Linked DNA regions of Homo sapiens: all the other regions are linked to region 3. A link is an interaction called in ENCODE POLR2A ChIA-PET data of the cell type or tissue named here. Cell type or tissue: HepG2. All regions are shown on one strand.

What was found. Peaks named below come from ENCODE experiments on the same cell type or tissue, not always from the same donor. Only the 100,000 strongest peaks of a DNase experiment are listed, where the experiment ranks them.
Region 1: POLR2A ChIA-PET joins it to region 3 with 10 read pairs; 5 of 35 experiments call an interaction of 5 or more read pairs at or near these places.
Region 2: POLR2A ChIA-PET joins it to region 3 with 81 read pairs; 7 of 35 experiments call an interaction of 5 or more read pairs at or near these places.

What each region holds. Positions count from the first base shown.
Region 1 is chr2:234,993,845-235,001,844 of GRCh38, forward strand. SH3BP4 (SH3 domain binding protein 4) reads left to right here. Exons shown (of 6, transcript NM_014521.3): 2 at 1,459-1,532. Among named protein-coding and RNA genes, the nearest start is that of SH3BP4, 46 kb to the left of the region's middle. RefSeq lists silencers at 2,621-2,915, 3,541-3,835 and enhancers at 4,935-5,564, 5,680-6,356. In HepG2, a CTCF peak has its summit at 2,722; DNase peaks (open chromatin) are centred at 2,777, 4,817, 6,597, 7,117 and 2 weaker places.
Region 2 is chr2:234,877,712-234,885,711 of GRCh38, forward strand. All of the region lies in intron 2 of LOC101927896 (a long non-coding RNA gene), which reads right to left. Among named protein-coding and RNA genes, the nearest start is that of SH3BP4, 70 kb to the right of the region's middle. In HepG2, a CTCF peak has its summit at 4,191 (motif pointing right); DNase peaks (open chromatin) are centred at 2,580, 3,010 and 4,160; H3K4me3 peaks cover 1,604 bases.
Region 3 is chr2:234,684,547-234,692,546 of GRCh38, forward strand. All of the region lies in intron 1 of LINC01173 (long intergenic non-protein coding RNA 1173), which reads left to right. Among named protein-coding and RNA genes, the nearest start is that of LINC01173, 5.9 kb to the left of the region's middle. RefSeq lists an enhancer at 3,310-3,935 and a silencer at 7,679-7,973. In HepG2, no CTCF peak of the experiment used is centred here; DNase peaks (open chromatin) are centred at 2,105, 4,745, 6,415 and 7,885.

The DNA of each region.
Region 1 (8,000 bases), 310 kb after region 3:
CTGTCCAGAAAATCAGCTTGGGTGCAGGTGGCTGTGTTGGAGCTGTGGTGGCACCTGCAGTCCCGCCTGTCTCTTCCCACCCTTTGTTTTTGTCTTCTCTGGTTTCAGATCTTTTGTGTTTGTGCATATATTTTGTCACATTGTTGCGGCCTTTTTCGTAGCGTTCATTGATTCTTTTCATTTTGCCTGTGTGATTTTGCACATCGCTTGTACCCTTAGAAGGTCCGTGTCTACGTAGAGATCAACTATACAACCAGATTTTCTATTACCTATTGGGCGGTTTCCTTTCCTCCCTCCCTCTTCCCCTCCACACCCTTCTATTGATCTGGAATTCATTTTGTCTTTGGGTGTGAGTTGAAGCCCTGAGAGGGGGGATCTGTGCTCTGAACACCAGCCAGTTGTCCTAGCATCACAGGGAATGATTCTTTCCTTCTTGGGTGATTGTGACGCTCCTTTTAATTGCATGTTAAATATTTACATGGATGGAGGTCTGTTCTGGGCTGTCTGGTTCCTGCAGAGGATGAGTGGCCATGATTGAGGGAAGGTGTCCAGAAGGAAGTTCCCACTCCTTCTTTCACAGTCTGATGAGGTCCTGGATTCCTCTGAAGGCCCCGGGGCCCACTCTGTTATTCCTGTGGAGGAAGTCAGCCTGAGGGGGAGGGCGTCGTGGTGGCACCTGCAGTTCCGTCTGTCGCATTGATGTTGGCTGGTTCTGCTCTCAAAGGCGCCGGCTCTGTAGTGATGTCAGCGCCGTGTGACTTGAGGAGGAGACCCCACTGCTGCGGTGTGTCTGGGGTTCATCTTCAGGGCGCAGCTGATAAGATGCTTCTGTTGCGCTCACAATGCCAGTCATTGCAGCAGAAGTAATGGCAGGTGATGGGAGACTCATTGTTGGGGTGAGAAAAGGCACAATAAGCTATTGTCACAGGCAGGGCTCCCTGTGAAGCGGAACGTGATGCAGAGGCCACTGGGCAGGACGTTTAGGTTTGCTGGGGAGCACAGCAGCAGGGGAAGAGGACAGTGAGGCTGGGATGCAGCCTCCATGCAGCCTGTCGCTTTCTCCACAGGAGCTCTGGCCTGGGCCAGACTGCCGAGTCACCCTGATTCAGGAGTAGGGTGAGGGGCAGGCTTTGTTACCCCGCGCTAGTCACTGGCCTGGTCATTGGGTGCAGGCTGGCCCAGGAAGGGGGCTGATGTGGCCTCAAAAGGGCTCTTTCCAGTGAGACAGTTCTGGGTGGCCCCCGGTGAAGGTCCTTCCGCTGGCCACTCTCCAGAGTTGGCTTCAGAAGGGGACCTGGGGGCCGCGTGGCAGCGTCCACCACCATCCTCACCTGCTGTGGAAATGCACTGCAGAGCCCGTCTGTCCTCCAGGATGTGAAGGGGCCCTGGCGGGAAGCAGGCCTGAGTTCTGCGCTGGACAGGACTGAAGCTCACTCGTGTTTCCTTCTTGTCTTGCAGCGTCTCCCTTCTCTCCTGGACAGAAGGCCGTGTCCTGGGACTTCTCTGATGGCGAGAGGCTGCGGCTGTACCAGGTAGGCAGTGCAGGCATGGTGTGAGTGGGTTGCCATACCTGGACCCGCTTTACCATGTCATGACCAAGGTGCCGGACTCATGGGGACACAGGCCCCAAACGTGTGCAGAGCAGCTGCAGGAGGGAGAATGCTTCTGGAAGCTTCTGGTGACACTTGACCTTTCTCAGGCACTGCAGGCCTGTCCCTCATGGCGCTCTCCTCCTGTCCTCGAAGCCCACAGTGTTGTCCCCAGTGTGGGAAGGTCATTTGTCATCCTGGCATCCAGAAGCCCGGCCCCGGCGCATTCCCAGAACAGCCCCGTGTTTCTCTTTTCAGCGAATCCACTTTCTGTTGCCACCCGTGGAACGTTCTCACTCTTCCAAGAAGCCAGGCTAGCAGCTCCCCCACCCCAGCAGCCGCGGGACAGAGCCCAGGTTGGGTGGTGTGTACACAAAGGAGGGATTGTTCTCACGTCGCCCTGCGACGAGATGGGGATGGACCCGCGGTTAGAGGTCACCCTCCCTGGGGCGTCAGGGGAGCATTTGTCCTTGAAACACGCTGGCAAAAAATGTTCCAAGGAAGCCTCAGCTGGTGTTTGTGAGGAAGAGCTGGATTAAATGGTGTTCTGGTAAAATGTTCCTGGAGGTTTTCTTGGCTGTTCTTGGCTTTTATACTCCTGGTTGGCAATAGAAGGAACACCCTCCTTTGTAAAGTCGGTTGGATAGGATCACCTACCTCATAGGGCGGGCACAGCCTCCAGTTTTTTAGAAAAGCAACATACAAGTCTTTCCCCACCAAGTAGAAAGGATTGGATCTAAGTAAACGCTACGTTTGGATGCTCAAGGCCAAAGGGGGAGTTGAGAAGCCGCAGCTCACAGTGGGATTCCTTTCTGGGCCACGTTGGAATTTTAAAAGCCCTTCTAAATAAAGCAGGCAGCTACTTGCACTGTTTCAGGTTTTTCTTTAAATCCTGTAAACTGAGGGTAGCTGATTGGATTTTATTTCAACTTCTCCCCCCACCCTTTCTGTCCTGTCTCTTTGTTTTCCAGTATCTGCCTGTGCCTTAGGATGGAGAGAAGGTTTGAGATGTTCAGGAGGAGGCTCAGGGCTTTTCATAGTGACGTGAGGAATTCAGGAGTTCTCTGGTCCCAGGGTCAGTCCTCCGCCCACTGGGGCCTCAGCGACTTGAAACACTTCAGCCCAGGCAGAGGCCACCAGCAGGCCTTTCCTTATAAGTGCAGCCCCTGGCCCTGGAGGCTGTGGTCTCTTTGGGCTGCGGTGAACCCTCCTGAAAGGCATCCACATTCCTGGCATTCTTTCTGCCTGGCATTGGTCAGAAAGCGGGGGTTTCTAAAATCAAAGGCGAGCACTGCAGCTTGGTTCTTGTCTGTAGATAAACTGGAGAGACACCAGGGGGTTGTGCGGCATGGTTCTCTTTGGGCCCCCACATGGACTGGCCTCGCTGGACTTTGCATTTGGGGCATCGCCAGAGCAGGCCCCATCCTGAGCAAAGCAGGAGGAGGTTAATGGGGGTCCCTCTCGGGCTCCAGCAGTTCCTTGGGCGGCACGCATGTGGTTTGCTTTTTCTGACCCTGTGCCAGAGTTACTGGGGCAGCAAGACATCTGGGAAGAGGAACGGGAGGGTGGGACGGGTGCCGCCATCCCACAGCGGTGCCCGCTTGTCTCCGTGGCGGGCACACAGGCTTCCGGGAGCCCGGTGAGGGAGGTGCACCCAGACTTGCCCTGGATACAGCGGGCAGAGCGTTGCATGTGCCTCTGGGTGGGGTGTAGGGGTGCTTGGGGGCGTGGGTCCCCACAGCAGTTAGAGACCATCCACAGGCCACCACACTTTAAGCTGATTTTCGTTTTGCCTTGTTTTCCCAGAGGCATACATGTAGTGTTTTCTTGGTGCCTCTGAATAGTCACAGTCTGATTTGCCTGGGGGTCAGTGAGAGACACGGCTACCCAGGGTTTCCATTTCCAGGCCCCGAGTTTTGTCCGTGGCAAATTTCGTGATTTGCACATAGTTCCCACCTCATGGGTTCAAGTTGTTAACCTGATCCTGCTCCCACTGTCATCACCATCAGAGGTAGTTTATCCTGGTGCCTGGTGTCCTTCAGGATGAAGGAGGCAGCAGAAATGCTCCCTGACTCAGTTCCTGAGACCAGAATGACTGAGGAAACAGGAGGCCTGCAGCAGAGCACGGCCGATTGCTCCTCCGGGGAGTGTCAGCTAGGGGACGGAGCCGGTGCGGAGATCGAGGCCCCACAAGGCCTGCCCCTGTGGTTGTTCCCACTGTCCCACTGATGGCTGGGAAGGGTGAGCTCCAGCCCCCGGTGGCTTGAACACCCTCTGTAGTTGTGTCTGCTCAAGGCCTGGGAACACCCTGCCTGTTTCACAGATGAGAAACTCATCTCAGAGTACTCAGAAACCCAGAATACTTCATTCAAGTTCAAGTTCAGAGGGTGATTAAGAAGAATCAGAAGACTGGGTGCGGTGGCTCATGCCTGTAATCCCAGCACTTTGGGAGGCCGAGGTGGGCGGATCACGAGATCAGGAGATCAAGACCATCCTGTCTAACACGGTGAAACCCTGTCTCTACTAAAAATACAAAAAAATTAGCCGGGCGTGGTGGTGGGCGCCTATAGTCCCAGCTACTTGGGAGGCTGAGGCAGGAGAATCACCTGAACCCAGGAGGCGGAGATTGCAGTGAGCTGAGATTGCACCACTGCACTCCAGCCTGGGCGACAGAGCGAGACTCCATCTCCAAAAAAAAATAAAAAATAAAAAAGTCTCGGAGCCCAGCCTGCAGACCGGCTGCATTTGTGTGTCCCCTAAACCACTCCTCTGTTCCTTTAGCTTAGCTGGGTGCCTGGGGGGGCACGTGAACCACGTGGGCTGGTACCACACCCCCTCTAGACTGGCCAATGGGAATAAATCATGAGCCACAAACAGGAGACGTAAAAATGAACAGGTAAACATAATTTTTTTTCTTGGGATTGTAAATTCACACGACAGTTGAAGGTGCAGTGAAGAAATGGGTGGTAGCGGAGTCACCCACTCTTCGCAGGGCGACTGGCCACGCAGGCTCTGCCTGCACACCTCCTGCCTGGACCATGTGGAAAGTCTTCAGGGGTCACGTCAGACTGAGGTTCTCCAAAGTTCCTATCCCTTTGTGTGTTTGGTGAGCTTTTTGTTTGTTGGTTTTGGTTTCGAGGTGAAAGTCACATAACCTCCAGCTGACCGCTGCAGTGGGCATTGAGTACATTCTTGGTCCTGTGTCACCACCGCCTCTCTCTCGTTTCAAAACTTCGTCATCACCCTGGAAGAGCACCCTGTACTCACTACATGACCACACCCGTTGCCCCTGCCCCCGCCTCTGGCTACCACTAATTGGTTTACTTTTGAGGTTTGCATTGGGCTATGTCCCCATGGCCTTCGATCTGTGACAGAGATCCTGGCTTTCATACATCCTTGGGACAGAGAAACTAAGGCCAGCGTCCTTAATAGCATGACCAGGTCTGCTTGGACTGTCCTTTGAGGTGTCCTGCAGGCACTGATTCTGCACCTGCCAAGGCCTGACCTCCCCGTAATCAGCAGATAATCCAATAGAGGAGAAGGGCACTTGAGGCCATGCAGCGGCTGAACGGGAAGCTGTGCTCAGCGTCTCTCCAAGCCTCTGCATTCCAGTGACAACGTCCGCAGGGCCTCAGTGAATAAACCGCTGCAAATGCACGTTGGTGAGGCCATCAGCTGCCGAAGGGAAGCTGGGGAATCTGGACGGAGGAGAAAGAAACGTGAGCTGCACTCCCGGCGACACATTGGACTAAGAACGGCGCCTGCCTTCTTGAGAGGCTTGTTTTGTGGTGTCATAACTAGCCTGCCTTACACCTTTCTTAAAGCAAGCATGTTGTGAGTTCACAGGAGGGATTTTTAACATACTTGAGGCTTTGGGGACAAAAGACATCAGTCAAAGAAAGATTCCGCTATTATTTATTTCAAGAGCCTTTGAATCTCTTGCTGAAATCTGCTCCCATTTTGAAGAAGCTTCCCATCAAATCAGAAAAGCCCTGATTTTCCTGTCTCTGTGTTTGGAATTGTCCCCCACCCTGTTGTTAGTTCATTCCTTAAAGTTGTCTGGGCAGACTGCAATTTCGGAAGGGCACCTGGATGCGTTTCATTCTTGGGTCAGAAAAATACCTATGCAAAGAGCTTCTGACCAAGCATAGACAGATTTCAATTATTGGCACAATAGCATGTTACATAAATCAATTTCCTTGGGCCTCAGTTTTCTCCTTGGTAAAGATGGAACCTGGGTCTCTGAAGGTTCTCAAAGACTAAAAAGGAATCTAAGACACCCTCAGACTTGCTCAAGAAGAAAACAGGGCAGGATTATTGGAATGATCCAGAAAGAGAGCACAGTGAATCTTCTCAAACTTTGAGAAATGAATTGGTCATCAAAAATTAGACTTTCCTCTCACCTGTGCAGCTGGCTCTGTCACGCGGCCTCTGCTGCTCACCACCAGCACATACCTGGCCCAGGAGTGGCTGCCAGTCAATGCGCAGCAGCCCTTTGCAGGACCTGCCCTTGGGCTGCTTTTGAGTTTCTGAGCATCCAAGTCTCAGAAGCAGCTGGTTGGGCCAGCTCAAGCTCTGGGTCCGCTGTGGATTGATTCACCTGTACCTGGTCTCCACCACTGATCCATCTGGAGAGGGGTGAGGCCACAGGGGTTTCCAGGCTGGGGGTGTGCCTGGGCCAGGCAGCGACAGCCACTGGGAACCCCAGGCAATAGGGGAAGTGGCACTCACTTATCCTCGGCTGGGCTTCTCTGCAGGCTCCCTCCCTCCTTCCCTTCTTCCTTCCTTTCGGAACTCCCTACAACCCTATCACGTTAAGCAAGTCCTGTAGCCTCTCTGGGCCTCACTTCTCCTACCTGCTTATGGAGGGCCCCCGAGCCTGGGCTGTGTGGCTTCACTGTTAACATGTTATTGATGTGACTGGGGGGTTGCCCCTGTGCCTGACGTTTCATTCATGCCGTTCTCCCATGCAGGTTGCTCTCCTGATCTGGGCCCCGCCCTTTGGTTCCAGGGGATATGAAGGTCAGAGGAGGGATTAGCATGATCCACTGGCCAGAGTCAATAACACGGGGCCCCTCCTTCCAAGAGGGGCTTAGCCAGAAGGGGAAGCCTGGATCTTGGGCTCGGGCTCTGATGCTTTGTCTCTGAGCCGCTGACATGGAGGACGTCAAGCCGCGATGTTCATGTCCCCATTGCGTAGAGGTGGGTCCTGTAGTCCCACATGTGGTGTGCTCTGAATCTCCTTTCCACTCTGTTGGAGGGTCAGAGGGACTTGAAAGATCACAGAGCCCAGCCTCGCATTTGGCAGAAGAGAAAGCAGAGACATAAAGGCCAGGGACTTGTGCCGGGTCCTACCCGCTATCTGGTGCCCCACACACTGGGGCCTGTCCCCACTGCCAGCAGCCTCTGTGTGGGTTCTGCCTTTTTCTGCACTGGTGGTGTCTCCCCATCGCCCCAGCTGCTTGTGGGCAGGCGTCACCTTGTTCTGACCTCTTTCCTTCCCCCAGGCAGCTCTGGACTTTGCTCTCAGTAAACACAACTTGATTCTTTTCCTTCTTACCTTATCATTGCCCATAAATCCCGTTTACACGGTGCCCACTTTTGTGTCTGAGCTGGGACGTACAACCTCGTCTCTGCCTCCAGTTTTTGAGAAATTAATTATAAACAGTGTTGACAGAGGCTCTGGCTTGACTTGGGGCATCTGCTGCTCTTCCCGGCCTTGGTCTTCTGAAGGTAGCTGTTATCAGTAACAGAACAGATGTGTTTATCCTGGGCTCCCGGGCCCTTGGCGTGGCCCTTTGAGGGGGTCTGTGAAACCCCTGAAACTGCATGCTAAACTTTACGGGTGGAGGTAGTTTTCTAAAGAGAGGGTCCAGAGACTTTGTCAGATTCCTTAGAGGATTTGCACCCTCAAAAAACGTTAACAACCTCTGAGCTGGAGGAAGGCCTAAGACAAGCCTATCGCACTTGGAGATAAGATAAGCCGAGGCGGGACCTAATGGGGCCTCAATGTCTTGGCCAGAGTGCACAGCTGAAACGGAGATGACACTTGACAGAAACCAGTGTAAAACTCTCCTTCCCTTTATTTAGCTTTTATTTCTTGTGCTTTTCATTAAGTACAGATACTCTTTGCTTGCTTACAGAACAGGGAAGACCTGGCTTCTGAAAATTATCTTTAGGTTTTTCATTGAATTTGGTCTTATTCTGAACAATGCCTGAACGTCGAAGGTGCTCCCCTAGATAGGTTAATAGAAACCCACAGTCCAGGGCAAGAGGCCGCATCCGGGAAGCCTGTGTACAGGTGACTGGAGAGATGAGTTCTCACGGACCGTTCGGGCAACTTGGTGTTCCGGCCTGGACATTTCAGTGCTGCATTTGAAGAGGAATTATGAATTGGCTCTCAAAGGAGGG
Region 2 (8,000 bases), 190 kb after region 3:
AAAATGTCTTGATTTATGATAACTATAGAATAGTACAAACCATATCATTATACTGCAAAGGAATGGTACTGTACATATTATTTTGTAACTTGTTTTTTTTCACTTACTGGCATATAGGGTGTATCTTAGACACATTTCTGTTAAAATACATGTAGGTCTTCTTCATTCCTTGTCATGGATATATAGCATTCCATTAGATGATACCAAATTCATCAATCTGTTCCAGACTGATGGCACTTAGGTTGCTTTAGGGCTAGTTGGTTTGTTGGTTTTATTTTGTTTTGCTTACAGTATAATTTAGTGGATCCCTCATTATTTCGATATTCCCTTATAATTTTTTTTTTTCCTGAGGTGGAGCCTCACTCTGCCGCCCAGGTTTGAGTGCAGTGACGCAATCTCGGCTCACTGCAACCTCCGTCTCTTGGGTTCAAGTGATTCTCGTGCCTCAGCCTCCCAAGTAGCTGAGATTACAGGCACTTGCCACCACACCCAACTAATTTTCATATTTTTAGTAGAGACGGGATTTCACCATGTTGGCAAGGCTGTCTCAAACTCCTGACCTCAAACAATTTGCCCACCTTGGCCTCCCAAAGTGCTGTGATTACAGGCATGAGCCATTGTACCCGGCCTCCCTTAAATATTTTTAAACACAAATTAAGGCTTTTACACAAATGTCTCCAATATATTCATTTATGTAAATAAATTTTTTTAGAATAATACTACCTCTGGGATGTGAGGCCATGGAGGGGTCATGTGGAAGGAATGAGCTAATATATTTCACTTTCAATCCTTTGCTACTGTCAGTTTTTACAACTAAGTGTAATGCTTTTCTAATTTTAATCAAAATATATACAGAGGTAATGCTATAATAACATTTTCACAAAGACAGCCTTTTTCTTTCTCAGGACTGTATCTCAGGAGATGTGTCTAAAAGTTAGATTACTGGGTTAAACGGCACAATCCTGAAAGTGTTATACCCACTCTTATGGTCTGGAGAGATCTCAGAGGTTTAACATTCTGCCTGTGGTTCCTACCAGCAGGTAAAAATAGAGATAGCCATTGCATTACTCTGTTATAACACTGCTATAAAGAACTGCCAGGGCAGATCATGAGATCAGGAGTTAGAGACCAGCCTGGCCAACACGGTGAAACCCCGCCTTTACTAAAAATACAAAAATTAGCTGGCCATGGTGGCAGGCACCTATAATCTCAGCTACTCAGGAAGCTGAGGCAGGAGAATCGTTTGAACCCAGGAGGCGGAGGTTGCGGTGAGCCGAGATTGCGGCATTGCACTCCAGCCTGGGCGACAAGGCGAGACTCTGTCTCAAAAAACAAAACAAAACAAAACAAAAAAAACTGCCAAGACTGGGTAACTTATAAAGAGAAGAGGTTTAATTGCCTCAGCCTCTTCAGCCAGTTCCACTGAAGAGGCCTCAGGAAACTTACAATCGTGGCAGAAGGGGAAGCAGGCACATCTTACATGGCAGGAGGTGAGAGAGAGAGCGAGAGGAGGGCAGAGAAGAGAGGAGACAGGAGAAGGGTGGAGAGAGAGACAGGGAAAGAGAGCAGGAAAAACTATCATTTATAAAAACATCAGATCTCATGAGAATTCACTCACTATCAGGAGAACAGCATGGGGGAACCACCCCTATAATCCAATCACTTCCCTCTCTCCACTCCTGGGGATTACAGGTCCCTCCCTCAATACTCGAGGGTTACAATTCGAGGTGAGATTTCAGTGGGGACACAGAGCTAAACCATATCAGCCATATTCCATTGTGTTGTGTCTAACAGTGGAAGCTCCACATATGCAGCTAGTGTGAAGGAGGTGATCTTAAAATCCATTCGAAGAGGCTCAACTGGTGGAAGTGCTCGAATGGGTCCTATGTGATTCAGCTCCATTCTCATCCACTTGCAGCTCTGGATCGAAAACCCAGAGATGAGTGACATTCTGTTCTTATGGGTGCCCAGAGTGGTAGCTGGTGTATTTGAGGATGGCAGATAGTGCTATAAAACAAGAGTCCCGTTGAGACTTTGCTCAAACAGAGCCCCCGCCTGTCTGTTGGAGATTCTTTGTTTCACCCTTTTCAGTAACCAGAGCCACAGCTTCTTTGCTCACGTCCAAATGGAGAAAAAAAAATGGCTGAGCTTTGCACTGCCTGGGTCACCCCTAACTCAATCCCTGCCACCAGGCTGCAGATTTGGGTAGCAGTTTGTTGCCCTAACACAGGATAACTGTGATTGGTTGATATCAATCAAGATATGTCCCTAAAGACCCAGAGGAGCCAATCTCAATCAAGCCTTGGCTGCAGCACAGTGAGAAGTCCCCTGGCATGGCCAGGAGAAACCTACTTTGCCCAACAGGTACGTATCCATGATTGGAAAGGAAAAAAGACCAATTTGTACTGAACCTATATTGAGTACTGACTAAGGAGCTTTTACCATTTAATTTAACCCCAACAGTCCTTAGGGGGAGGGCTTGCTATGCTTATTTCACAGATAAGAAAACTTTAGCTCAGAGAGTATGAGTCATTTGCTTAAGGTCCCACAGCTAATATGCATCAAAGCTTATCTCACCGATTTCATATGCTGCTTGGCACAGCTTGTTAATGACCCTGAAGTCCATCCAAGCTAGACCTGGGAAATACATTTTAGATCCCATTCCCCCAAGTTTTGTTGTTAAAACTCATGTAGAGTATTTGGAATACATATATATGGAATATGAACATATATATATATATAAAAACATATATATATATGGTTTAGACTAAAGTTGGAAGGAAAACTAAAGATATGTTTTTTCCAGTTAAGCATCTTCTAACAGTTTAAGTAATTGGTTTGTGTTATCAGATTGTGGTCTAAACTAGATCACAGGAATGAATCATAGCTGATGTAATGCACACATGTCTTAGCACAGCTATTATGTGGTACCCAGGTGCACTGAATTTTACAATATGAAACCAGAGCTCTGCCCTTGAACCCGGTGAGCAATTATGGCATCATGAACTAGGCACTTGGATGCAGTTCAAAGAGCTGAGAACAAGTTACGAAAACGCAGGGAAAGTAAACTTCGGAGTTCCAGAGAGGTCACTCAATCTCCTCCTGGCCTTGCAGAGATGCCGATATCAGCTCCATGTGAAAACTGGTGGGGAAAACCTACAAGTCCAGGCTTTCACTTTTCCCTTAAAAGAACAGGGGTTGTCCTGAGCTGTGTAGCCTCTGGGATGGTGAGTCTTCCAGAAAATTTTCTCCCAGGGGACTTCACGGAAGAAGAAATTCCCTTCAAACTTGGGCTTTTCAGTTCTGTTACTAGCATTTGGGATTGGACCAATAGCCCCTGATGGCAATTCTGGTTGGGCAGGGGAAGTGTGAGAGTGTGGTGGGCAGGTGGGTAGAGGTGGGAAACGAAGCAAAGGGACAGAGACATGCAGGCTAATGTGGATGGTGGAGACCTCCCAGCAAGGGCAGCACTGCCTGCAGCAATGCCAGAAAGACAGCCTGAAAGAGAAGCTTTCTGCAACCTTAGTTCTTTTTGCTCAGGAAGTACTAAAGTTAGAACCTGCTGTCTTTTAAAAAGAAATGATGTTATTTCACAGATCCGCACATTTAAATAACAAATAAGCCAAGACAAAACAAAACAAAATGTGAAGTCCTAAAATTTAGTTAAGATACATTTTTCTTCTAAGAGACTGCATGGAAATTTTGTTGTTGAAATAATTCACTGTGCTGAGCTTCACTTGAAATGCTTAAATACCTTGAAACCATTTCCATTTTTGCCTTTACTCAAAATAAGTGGTTACTTTCTAATGAATGAAAAGCCCAGTATGTGAAAAGTGTGGCTTAGGCCAATAAAAAGGGAGGTAACAGCATTTTAGTAGTTTCTCAGAAGCAGTTAAAAAATAACACAATGAAGTTTAACAGGCTGAGGAAACATCACACCCCATCATTAAAAACAGCAATGCCAAAAATACCCAGGGGTGAACAGAGGTGAGGGAGACTGCCAAAAGATTATTGCTTGAAGGATTGCCTTTCCTTGTACGGGTACCTACCCAGGGCAGTTGCTCCAGGTTCATGCAGGGGTGGCCATATTTTGTATCACGTGATCCTCAGTCCACAAGCTGATTGGACCAGAGGAGGCCACTTCCCCAGAGGCTGATCAGAACACCGTGATACAGCTCCCTGCAGGGGGCGCTGCGCTGTTTTTGCAGCCAAATGCAAAATGAAACTGTAAGTGCTCTCATTCAAAAAGCAGGAGAAACGTGCCATGGAATGTAGTAAAAGATAAGGCTTTTCCCTTTTTCTACAGTCTCTCAATTTGTTATGGTGTTTTTACTTTGCTCCTTGAGGTCGTTTTGAGTAAAGAAAGAATACAATTTTAAATCATTAGCATGAATTTTACCATTACTCTTCATATTGTGCAATTTCACGTTTAAATACAAACATAAGTACATTTAACTCATATGCAGCATCACCAAAATTACACAATTTGTATTTTGTGGCTTGTACATGCATATATATTTCATTCTTAGCAGAACATTGGAAACACTACAACACATGAACTCAACTGTCTTTATTTCACTTCTTGGTGCACACATTTTCTACTAACAACCTCTACTTTTGGCTTATTGATGAATAAGGAAAGACTTAAAAAAAAAAAAAAAAAAGGAAAAAGCAAGTCTGGCTCTCTTGCCCTTTCCTTCTAAGTCCTCGTTTTCAGCATAAGGGGTTAGCTGGCATAGCTCTGAAGCCTGAATATCTGAGACAGATCTCAGTTAATTTAGGAAGTTTATTTTGCCAAAGTTAAGGACATGCACCTGTGACATAACCTCAGGAGGTACTGATGACATGTGCCCAAGGACATCGGAGCACAGCTTCTGAGAAACCATTAAAATGGTGTCACCTCCCCTTTTATTGTCCTAACCCACACTTTTCACATACTGGGATTTGCATTCATTAGAAAGTAGCCACCACCTGATTTGAGTAAAGGCAAAAATGGAAATGTTTTCAAGGTATTTAAGCATTTCAATTGAAGCTCAGTACAACGAATTATTTCAACAACAAAATTTTCATGTAGTCTCTACAGAGATATGAGACATCAATCAATATATGCAAGATAAACATTGGTTTAATACTGAAATTCCAGGTCATAGGTAGATAAGAGACAAATGGTTGCATTCTTCTGAGTTTCTGATGAGCCTTTCCAAAGGAGGCCATCAGATATGCATTTATCTCAGTGAAGAGTGGGATGACTTTGAATAAATGGGAGGCAGGTTTGCCCTAAGCAGATCCAGCTTGACTTTTCCCTTTAGCTGAGTGATTTGGAGGCCCCAGGATCTATTTTCCTTTCATGTAAGGAAGTCACATGAGTAACGAAGGACATGACAGAGTCCCTTGGTAATTCACGTTTCTCACAGTGCCATTGACTTCCTCCAACTTCTAGAGCAAGTCCTGGATCTAGTGACACATGTACTGAATAAATGACAGTGGGAAGCAGAGCAAAACTCATGGGGCCAAGATACTTTCATTTTTCCACTTTTTTTTTTTTTGCTGGCACTTTGTGTTGCTGTGATATGTAAACATAGATGTCAATTTTCAACACTTTCTTCTTCCTTTTATTAAAAAAAAAAGTTACTGTGTTTCATCATGATTGGTTAAGAATTATTGTTTTGTGTTCAGGTTTTCATTGGTAAAAGATTGAAACTGGGCCCCATGCTGTGGCTCATGCCTATAATCCTAGCACTTTGGGAGGCCGAGGCAGGCAGATCACCTGAGGTCAGGAGTTCAAGACCAGCCTGGCCAACATGGTGAAACCCCGTCTCTACTAAAAATACAAAAAAATTAGCCGGGCCTGGTGGTGGGCGCCTGTAATCCCAGCTACTCAGGAGGCTGAGGCAGAAGAATTGCTTGAACCCAGGAGGTAGAGGTTGCAGTGAGCCGAGATCACACCATTGCATTCCAGCCTGGACAATGAGAGCAAAATTTCATCTCAAAAAAAAAAAAAAGATTGAAAAAGATTGAAACTGACTGCCAGGCATGGTGGCTCACCCCTGTAATCCCAGCACTTTGGGAGACCAAGGCGGGCAGATCACCTGAGGTCAGGAGTTTGAGACCAGCCTGGCTAACATAGTGAAACACCATCTCTACTAAAAATACAGAAATTAGCCGGGTGTGGTGGTGCACACCTGTAATCCCAGCTACTTGGGAGGCTGAGGCAGGAGAATCGCTTGAACTGGGAAGGCTGAGTTTGCAGTGAACCGAGATTGTGCCACTGCACCCCAGCCTGGGCAACAGAGCAAGACTCTGTCCCAAAAAAAAAAAAAAAAAAGTATAAAAATGAAAATGTATCATTTTAAATTAGATTTACTTGTTTAATTATTTACTAAGTGACAGATTTACCAGACTCAAAACTTTAAATTGTTTAAGAATGAAATAGAAGCAAAATTCTCCCTTCCTCCTCTGCTGCCTTATCCTCTCTTTCCGCCCTCTCCCCAGATAGATAACTATTGTAATCAATCCCTTAGTTATCTTCCGAATTTTTTAAATATACATCTAAAGTCTGTTAAATTGTGACTCCAAAATATACATTCATGTCCTAATCTTCAGTATTGGTGAATGTGACCTTATGGGAAAAAGGATCTTTATCAGCAGATATCATTAAGTTATCTCAAGATGAGAGCACTCTGCATTGAGGAGAGGCCCTAAACTCAACAGCAGGTGTGGGGGTTTTTTGGGGATTCTTTTTACTTTTTTTTTTTTTTCGAGATGGAGTTTCACTCTTGTTGCCCAGGCTGGAGTGCAATGGCACAGTCTCGGCTCACTGCAACCTCTGCCTTCCCAGGCACAAGCAATTCTCCTGTCTTAGCCTCCCAGGTAGCTTGGATTACAGGCATGTGCCACCATGCCCAGCTAATTTTTTTGTATTTAGTAGAAACGAGGTTTCACCATGTTAGTCAGGCTGGTCTCAAACTCCTGACCTCAGGTGATCCACCTGCCTGGGGCTCCCAAAGTGCTGGGATTACAGGCGTGTGCCACCACACCCAGCCGAGGTGTTCTTTTAAGAGAAGAGAAAGTCAGAGACTTTGAGAAGAGGGCTATGTGAGTCACAGGCACAGATGGAAGTGAGGCTGCCGTCAACCAAAGAAGGCCTAGGACTGCCAGACGCTGGAAGAGGGAAAGGGGGACTCTCCTTCGGGTCTTCAGAATGGGCCCATGTGGCCCTGCTCACACTTGATTTCAGACTTCGACCTACAGAATTGTGAAAGAATAAAACTCTGTTGTCTTTAAGCCATCGTGTTTTTGGCAATTTGTTATAACAGCCCCAGGGACGGAAAACAACATCTAAGCAATGCAAGAATATATTCTTTTTTGTGTGATTTTATCCTTAAAAGCCTTCACCCTTTAGTGACGTTATCTCTTTAGAGAAACATAAGCAGTTCTCAAGGAGGTATGGATCTCACTGAAACAATGAACTTAATGACTGCCACGGCCCACTCTCGTCACCCCTGCCAGGAAGGGATCTGAAGGCTGAACCATATCTTTTCCAGACACTGTAGCTGAAAAGTGTCGCACCTGTCACAGATTCTCAGGGCCGCCTCCAAGAAGGGAATACCTACGCCTGCTGCCAATGCAAAGCTGTGAGAAAGTCTTTTTACTCCCAGCAGGAGGGCCACATTCATTGACTTTCGTTCACCATTTAACGGTAGTTCTTAGAATGTGTCACCTAGTCTGCTATCACAAAAATCCAAAGCCTGAATAGTTTTTAAACCATAGGAAAGTTGGAAGAAAAATATTTTCTACTCCTTAATAATGCCAGGGCTTAATTATACACTTCTTGAATTGCAGCTTCAGGGAATTTCAAAACACATAATTTAGCCTTCTTCGACCGTATGAAATATTCTATTGGAACAAACAAGATTGGGGCTATTATATCAAGTTCATCTTACCCAGACAGTAGAAGCAGTAATTCATACTTTCAGAGAGAGGGAGAGAGAATTTGCCTT
Region 3 (8,000 bases):
TACAGGCCACCTCTTCTATGGATCAAGGAGTATATATTCTTTGTGAACTTGTGACTTATCAGGACTTTAATAACCCCCCTGCATACCCAGTTAACATATTCTAGGAAGTTGCTTCACCACACGTTTCATTAGCCAACACATTTCCCTCTAACTAGCAGTGTCTGCATTTTCCATTAAATAATCCATGACTTCTCATACTATTTGCCTTTGCCAACTTCATCACATATTCAAACTCCTTCTCTAATAATAGGGCTATATGAACTAAAAATCAACACAGCTTTATGGCATTTTTAATATTTGGAAAAGTCATTTCCCCTCATAATACTTTCTTTCAAAACATTTAAAATTTATTCTCAACACTTTTTTCTTCCACATGAACTTTGGATTTATTTTAACAAGTTTTCCCAAAAATAGTATAGAGACTTTGTTTGGAATTATTTTAATTATGTAAGTTGGGAAATTTAATCATACAAAATAGTCTTATCATCCAAGACATGTTATGTAAATATTGGTATTACTTATTTTTTGGTGTGTAATAATAGTATCTATAATTATTTGTATGTTTTCCAAGTGGTTATAGACATTATAAAGACCTGATTTTTTATATATTACTTTCAGAATCAGCCACTGAATTCTATCCACAATCCATATGTTATTTTGATTGACAATCTGGGGTGTTTATATACAATCATACTGGCTGCAAATAGTAATACTTCTATCTTCTTCATATCAAATGTATATTACTTGTTTTTGTCTTCTGTCCAGAGCCTCCAAAGTAACATTGTAATGTGTTGATAGGAATGAGAAACGAAGACCTTCACTAAGTTTATTTTTCTACAGTTTCCCTATTCCTTGACTACACTGGGCAGAGGTATTTATTGTCTTTGCAAATAAATCATTTTTTGTTTCACTTATTAATCCCATCATCTTAAAAGTCATTAATTTCTGATTTCATCTATATTATGTTCTTTCTAATTCCCTACGTTGAAGGATAACATATATTTTTTTTCTTCTTCATTTGGAAATGAAAGCATTTAGGGTTAATAATTGGCCTCTCCCAATACCTTGGAAAGCCTTAGTTACATAGTGTCTTCCTTTTTAATAATTTTCTAAATATACTGAAATAATATTTGATATCCTATTAGTTATCTGAGAGGGCTTTTATTTTATTTGTTATATCTTAACTAATTGGGTTATTCTTTCTAAATGTTTATTATAAATCTTGAATTTTAGAAAATTATGTTCACGAATAACAAGTTTTGCTCTGAGGATTTTATAGAGGCAAATATATGCAACTTTTGTAAATGTTCCATGGACATTCAAAAATTAGTAGTCCTATTAGTACGAGCTTTATCTTTATCTTTTCTAAGTCTTACATTATCATTGTGATAGGCTGAACAGTGGCCCCTTAAGATATACAGGTCCTAATCCCTCAAACCTTTGGATATTACTTTATAAGACAAGACTTTGCAGATGTGATTAACAGTATTGAGATGGGAAGATTATCCTGAATCAACTTAAAGGAAAAAAAAACTGAGGCAAAATTAATAAAAGTAGAGAGTTTATTTGGGCCAAATTTGAGGACTGCAACCCAGGAGCATAGATCCTAATTGCCCTGAATCTACATTCTAATTAACAGCAGTTACAAGTCGGATTTTAAAGAAAAGAAGGAGAGGCAGTTCCTAAGCTGTTCACCAACAATTTACATTAAAATAACATAGTCTATTGAATGGCTATACATTGTCTTTTGTATCACTAATTCCAGGAACAGGATATAAGGGTGAGACATCTGGTCTGAAATGCTTTTAAACAATTGCCCCCAGCATAGGTGTGGAAGGGCAGGGTGAGACTGAAGCCCTGTGCTCAAGTATCTCTGAGCCTGGTAAGTTCTGCCCACATCGTTCAGACTGCTCTCAGCTATTTTTCTTTTCTCACCTGGATTATCCAGGTATGCCCTAAATGCAAATCACAAGTATTCTTACAAGAGGGAGGCAGAGAGAGATTTGATAGAGAAGAAGAAGGCCTTGTGACCACTGAAGCTGGATGCTATGCTGCTGGCTTTGAAGGTGGAGGGAGGGGCCAGGAGCCAGGGAATGTAAGGAATGCAGCTCCAAGCTAGAAAAGACAAGAAAGGGCAGGAAAACAGGTCCTCCCCAGAGCCTCTGGAGACGGTGAGGCCCTACTGACATCTCCATTTCAGCCCAGTGAAACTGATTACAGCCTTCTGACCTGCACAATTGTGAGACAGTCAATATGTGTCATTTTAAACCATCACATTTGTGGCAATTTGTTATGGCAGCCACACGCAACTAATTCTCTTTTCATTGTTTCCTGATCTACCATAGAGTAGTGGTACTGATAAACTCTCCCTAATAGTTGTATTTTGATCATTTCTTCTTGACTTTTAAAATGTGAATATACAGTGCCAGTACTGTGTTTCTCAGCATATGAAGGCTAAGGACCATTTTTACTGCTAATACCTTTCATAACACAACATGACTTTTATTGCCACTTTAAGGCTCCTTGAGTTGATGCCTACATTTTCTTCATATTGAAATAATCGTTTCCTCTGTCATGTGAACTTTCCTGTCTATCTTTCCCCAGTCTTTTATTTTAAATTGTAAAAGAGCTCTCCTTAATATTTATTTCTTGTATCATATCCTATTTTTGCTTCCTATTATAAGACTTTGCTTTGATATAGCGGAATTTAAACTGCCAACATTTATCATCATAACGAAAATGCTTGACCCTTATGCCTCTCATCTTGCTTTGTTAGGCTTTCCATTGTATACTTTACTGTAGCTTTCTTTTATATTCATGTTATTTGTACGATGGTATTTTTAAAAATTATACCAATGAATACTTTTAATTTTTAAAATATCTATTTAAATGTGTTCTCTAATTATCTAAGTCCAGAATAAAGCAATTATTTTGACTCCTTTTTACATAAGACTTAAAATTTATTACACTTTATCTCTTCCTATGCACTTGATTATTTCCTAGTCTTTGTTAATTTACTTTCACATTATAGACCTAGATCGACGTATATTATCATTGCTATTTTTAATAAAGTAAAAATTATTTGAGATTTTTTTTCTCTTTTTAGGCCATTTTAATGTAACTCATTTATTCATCCAATAAATATTTATTGAGGACCTATACTATGAGCCAGATGCTGAGCTAAGAAGTGGCAGAGCCTTAGTGATCAAGACCACACAGCCTCTGCCTAGGCCTCATGGGCTGTGGTGCTGTGTGGTCTCTGTGTTCGATCCATTTCAGTTCTCACCTACCCTGTGTTCAGGCCACCCTGAACTGGGCTTGGTTCTTTAGAATCACCGTACCTACCATGTTACCAAGCCACCATGCCCTAAAGCCACCATGCCACTATGCCCCTATACCACCATGCTACCCCATTACCACACCACCATGTCACCACGCCACCATGCCACCCATGCCATCATGTCACCATGCTACCACACCATCGTGCCATCATTCCACCATGTCACTATGCCACACATCAACTCACCACCATGCCACCATACCACCATGACATCATGCCACCATGCTGCAATGTCCCCATGTCACCACCTCACCACACCACCATGCCACCACATCATCATGCCACCATGTTACCATGCCACCACATCATCATGCCATATCACGTCACACACCATCATGCCACCATATCACCACATCATTATGCCACCATGCCACGATACCACCATGTCACCATGTCACAACATCACCATGACACCATATCACCATGCCACCATATCACATCTTGCCACAATGCCATCATGTCACATCACCATATCACCATGCCACATCACCATGCCACCATCTCACCATGATATGGTGAGATGTTACTTACTGTACCACTGTGTCATGATGCACCCTGTCATACTGAACTATGTTATCAAGTTACCACACCACCATCTCACCCTGTCACCATCCCACCATGCACCATGCCACTATGTTACCTGTCTCCTGGTAGGTGTTTGCCTGTTTATTTCCCTCTTGTCCCTTGGACTGTGGGCTTCACAAGGGCATGGACCTTTCTGGTTTTGTTCAAAATTTTGCTTACTAGCACAATGCCTTGGCACCTTGCAACCATTCAATAAATGTTTATTAACTAAAGGGGTGACTAAGTAAGGTGCTCTTTTTTTGGTAATTAATTCTTTATATTGATTGCTTTTATGTTGGCTAGAATATCTCTTAACTAATTATAAAAGAGAATGTGAATGGTCATTTTCTAATCCCCAATGTAACCAAGGATGACCCTGTGTTGTAAAAGTGTGGCTGGGTATGATAGTCTTTGTACCTAACTTTGACTCAATTTTTACCTCTTAGAAGTGTGTGAATTTGGGGACATCATCCCCTGGCTTTTGCAGAAATGTCTGATGTCAGATTAATTTTTGTTTGTTTTTAAATAATCTGCCCTCTTTTCTCTTTTGTCTAAATATATGTGAATTTTTATCTTTTTCCTTTAAAAAAATCCCATGTAGTGTGTTGGTCTTGCCTAGTATATGGTGAGTGTTCTTCCCCCTGTGGATTAAATGTTTGTTCTACCCAGAGAAGTTTTCATGAATTACAACCTCCCTTGAACTACCCTGTCCACGTGCAGGTGGCCAAGTGACCTTCCCCCACCCACCACCATGTCGAGAACTAGAGCTCAAAGATATAGAGGAGGAATAAAGGTAGATGAAAGTAGGAACACCGCTGATAGCTTCAGAGATAGTCCTTGTGCAGTGACCTTGTGCAGTGAGAGGGTGTCCGCTCTGTTTTCTGATTAATGTGGACTCAAACAAAGATCACCCAGGGGGTCAAAGTCTTTTCCTACCTTCTCTGGGACCTGCTATGCTGATCTCATGCAGCGGACTTGGGGGAATTCCCTGTGTTCCTCAATTAAACCCAAGCTCTGCTAAAATATACAAATAGTCATCCTAAACTCTAGGTCCAACATTGGCCTAGAAACTCTAGGTCCTAATTTTCCAAGCTGTTAGATGTTTTTATTTTCCGGATTTTTTTTTTTTTTTTTTTTTTGAGACGGAGTTTCACTCTTGTCGCCCAGGCTGGAGTGCAATGGCATGATTTCAGCTCCTGCTCACTACAGCCTCTGCCTCCTGTGTTCAAGCGATTCTCCTGCCTCAGCCTCCCAAGTATTACAGGTGGGATTACAGGTGGCCACCACCATCCCCAGCTAATTTTTGTATTTTTCGGAAGAGATGGGTTTCACCATATTGGCCAGGCTGGTCTCGAATTCCTGACCTCAGGTGATCCTCCCACCTCAGCCTCTTAAAGTGCTGGGAATACAGGCATGAGCCACCATGCCCGGCCTGTTTTTGGGATATTTTAATGGAAAGTGATGGAGTATGAATCCGGCCTGCTCAGGTAGCTCTAGGTCAGCCATGAAATCTACGTCCTGATAAGGAGCCTGGAGAGGCTTCCTCAAATCCCCAGGCCATGGCATTGCCAGCGCAACACTTGCATCTCCTGACTTAGCCCAGCACTGCCAAGCAGACCTCATGGGTGTCCTTCTGCCACCTTCGTGCTTCCTCCATCCTGGTCTCCCTGTCTGTTTACATCAGTGTTTCTCTTGGCCCAGGGCAGGGTCTCTTTATCTCACGGCCTCTGTGGTCCAGTTAGTTAGGAGAGAGTTTTGAGCAGGTGCAATTAGTGTGGAGTCTCTGGGGCCTGCACTCACACACGCGGGATCCTGACAAGCCCTGAGTCCTGGAACAGCCGCACCCTGCAGTAGCACCCACGGAGCAGCCTTTAGGCCCTGATGCTCCTTTCAAACAATCAGAAGCTTCTGTGGGCCAGAGCCGTCCATAGGGCCTTTGAGAGCCTGGGGAGGTAGAAGGGAGAGTGAGGCATCCATAGCAGTGTCTGCAGGGAAAGGGGGGTTTACCTGTCCCCTGGCACAGTTAGATGTGTAGCTCACGCTTTGACTATAGGATGCTCTTATGTGTCCACACTTCACAAAGCACAGGGCAGCTCTGTGTTGTTGCCCAGAAGAAAATGAACCCCCCCCCGCAACTTCCACTATATGAATTCTCTGCATCGCTGCCTCTAGGCAGCAGGACAGCCAGCAGTAAGCTGCAGACATCCCACCATGCTGCAGCTTGCTGTCTGCAGCAGGAAGCCCCACATACAGCCTGACAGTCAGGCCAAGCCATTTGGCCATTCACCAGTGCTGCAAGCTCAGGCAGGTTGCTTAACCTGTCTCAGTTCCTGCTTCTGAGAAGTAAAGCTAATGGGGTCTATGTCATGAGATTACTGGAAGATTAAGTAAAATAACAAGCATCAGGCAGCTGACACAGAAAGTGTGCCTGAGAGGTGGATGGATGGCTCCCTAGCCCCTCTCTTTGTCTTCTGGGCTGAGCCCCTCCCGATCCCCACAGGGCAAAGGCTGGCTGATTTTCAGTAGTTTAAGCTGGTGTGTAGCAGCTAAACTCCACATTTCTAGACCGTTTGAACAGGAAACCTGAGATGAGGGAGCGTTTGAATTGGCTCATGCAAAAAACAATATTTGCTGGAGGTTAGCTGCTGCATTATGAATTTTTAACCTCCCATAAATCAAACTGTAAAAATGGACAAAGGCTGAGTTTCCTGTGCCAGGACCAAAATAGACACCGCCTGCGTCTCTTAGACAATTCCGATTATGTTTCCACAACCAAATCATGCTGAGATGAATAGCTGGAATATTTATATTTAGGTCCTAACGTATAATGTAAAATAAATGAAAACAGTCTATCTTCTTGGCACTGAAATTGTGCCACCATATCCATTTACAAAGACGATAACTCAAAGACCAGGCTGTGCAAAGACCATCATGTGCCTGGGGCGGGATTTTGCTTCTCTGCTCCCATTGCTTTTCCCTACGACCGTCGTCACCAGATACCCAATACTAAATGATTAATAGAAAATCCCCAGCGGGATCAGTCCACAGCAAGGTTTAAAGTGAATCCTTTTGTGAATGCTTTATACTGACAAATACAAATGCTTTAAAAGATCCAGGAGATGGAACCTTGTAACTGCAGAGGATGGTATTTTAACTAAAGAAAGCTTTTATTAATTTGACAAACATATCTTTCCCTGGCAACTCCTATGAGCTACAAACTTAGACGAATATCATAACAACTAAGAGATTTTTATTCTTTCAATTTAGTGGTAAAGGGAGGTATTAAAGCACCTGATTTACTATGAGGCAGAAAGAAACATGAGCTCGAGTGTTACAAGCAAATGTTACAGACTTCTAGAAGGAAAGACCGCACCAAAAAAGTGAAGTTGGAGCTGAACTTTAAAGGATGATAAAGGTTTTAGTATGGAAAATAGAGCTCCAGAGGCCAAGAGAAATGTGGCTACACTGAGGTGAAACTGGCAATAGGGTGTGGAGTGAAAGTATACGATACAAAAAATAAACTGAAAGCAAGTATGGGCCAGGCACAGCGGCTCACGCCTGTAATCCCAGCATGTTGGGAGACCCACGTGGGAGGATCACTTGAGGCCAGAAGTTTGAGACCAGCCTGGCCCACATGGCAAAGCCCTGTCTCTACTAAAAACACAAAAATTAGCCAGGAATGGTGGCACACACCAGTAGTCCCAGGTACTTGGGAGGTTGAGGCAGGAGGTTCGCTTGAACCCAGGAGGCAGAGGTTGCAATCAGCCTAGATCATACCACTGCACTCCAGCCTGGGTGACAGAGCAAGACTCGGTCTCCAAAAAAAATAAAGCAAAGTATGAAGCAATTTGGAATAAGGAAGATAGAGCCTTATAGGAGACTGGAGGTTTTTAAAGGCTTCTAACAAAAGGGCTGATGTGATATCAGCAGTGTGAATGAATCGATTCATTCACTTAACAAATATTTACCTAGCTCCTCAGTGAGGGATGGAGTGGTAGGTAACAAAACCAATAGGCTCCTGCCCCCATGGACCCACAGTTTCATGGGGTGACAAGCATTAACAAATAAACCTGTAAGTAAATGTATTAGGTTGATG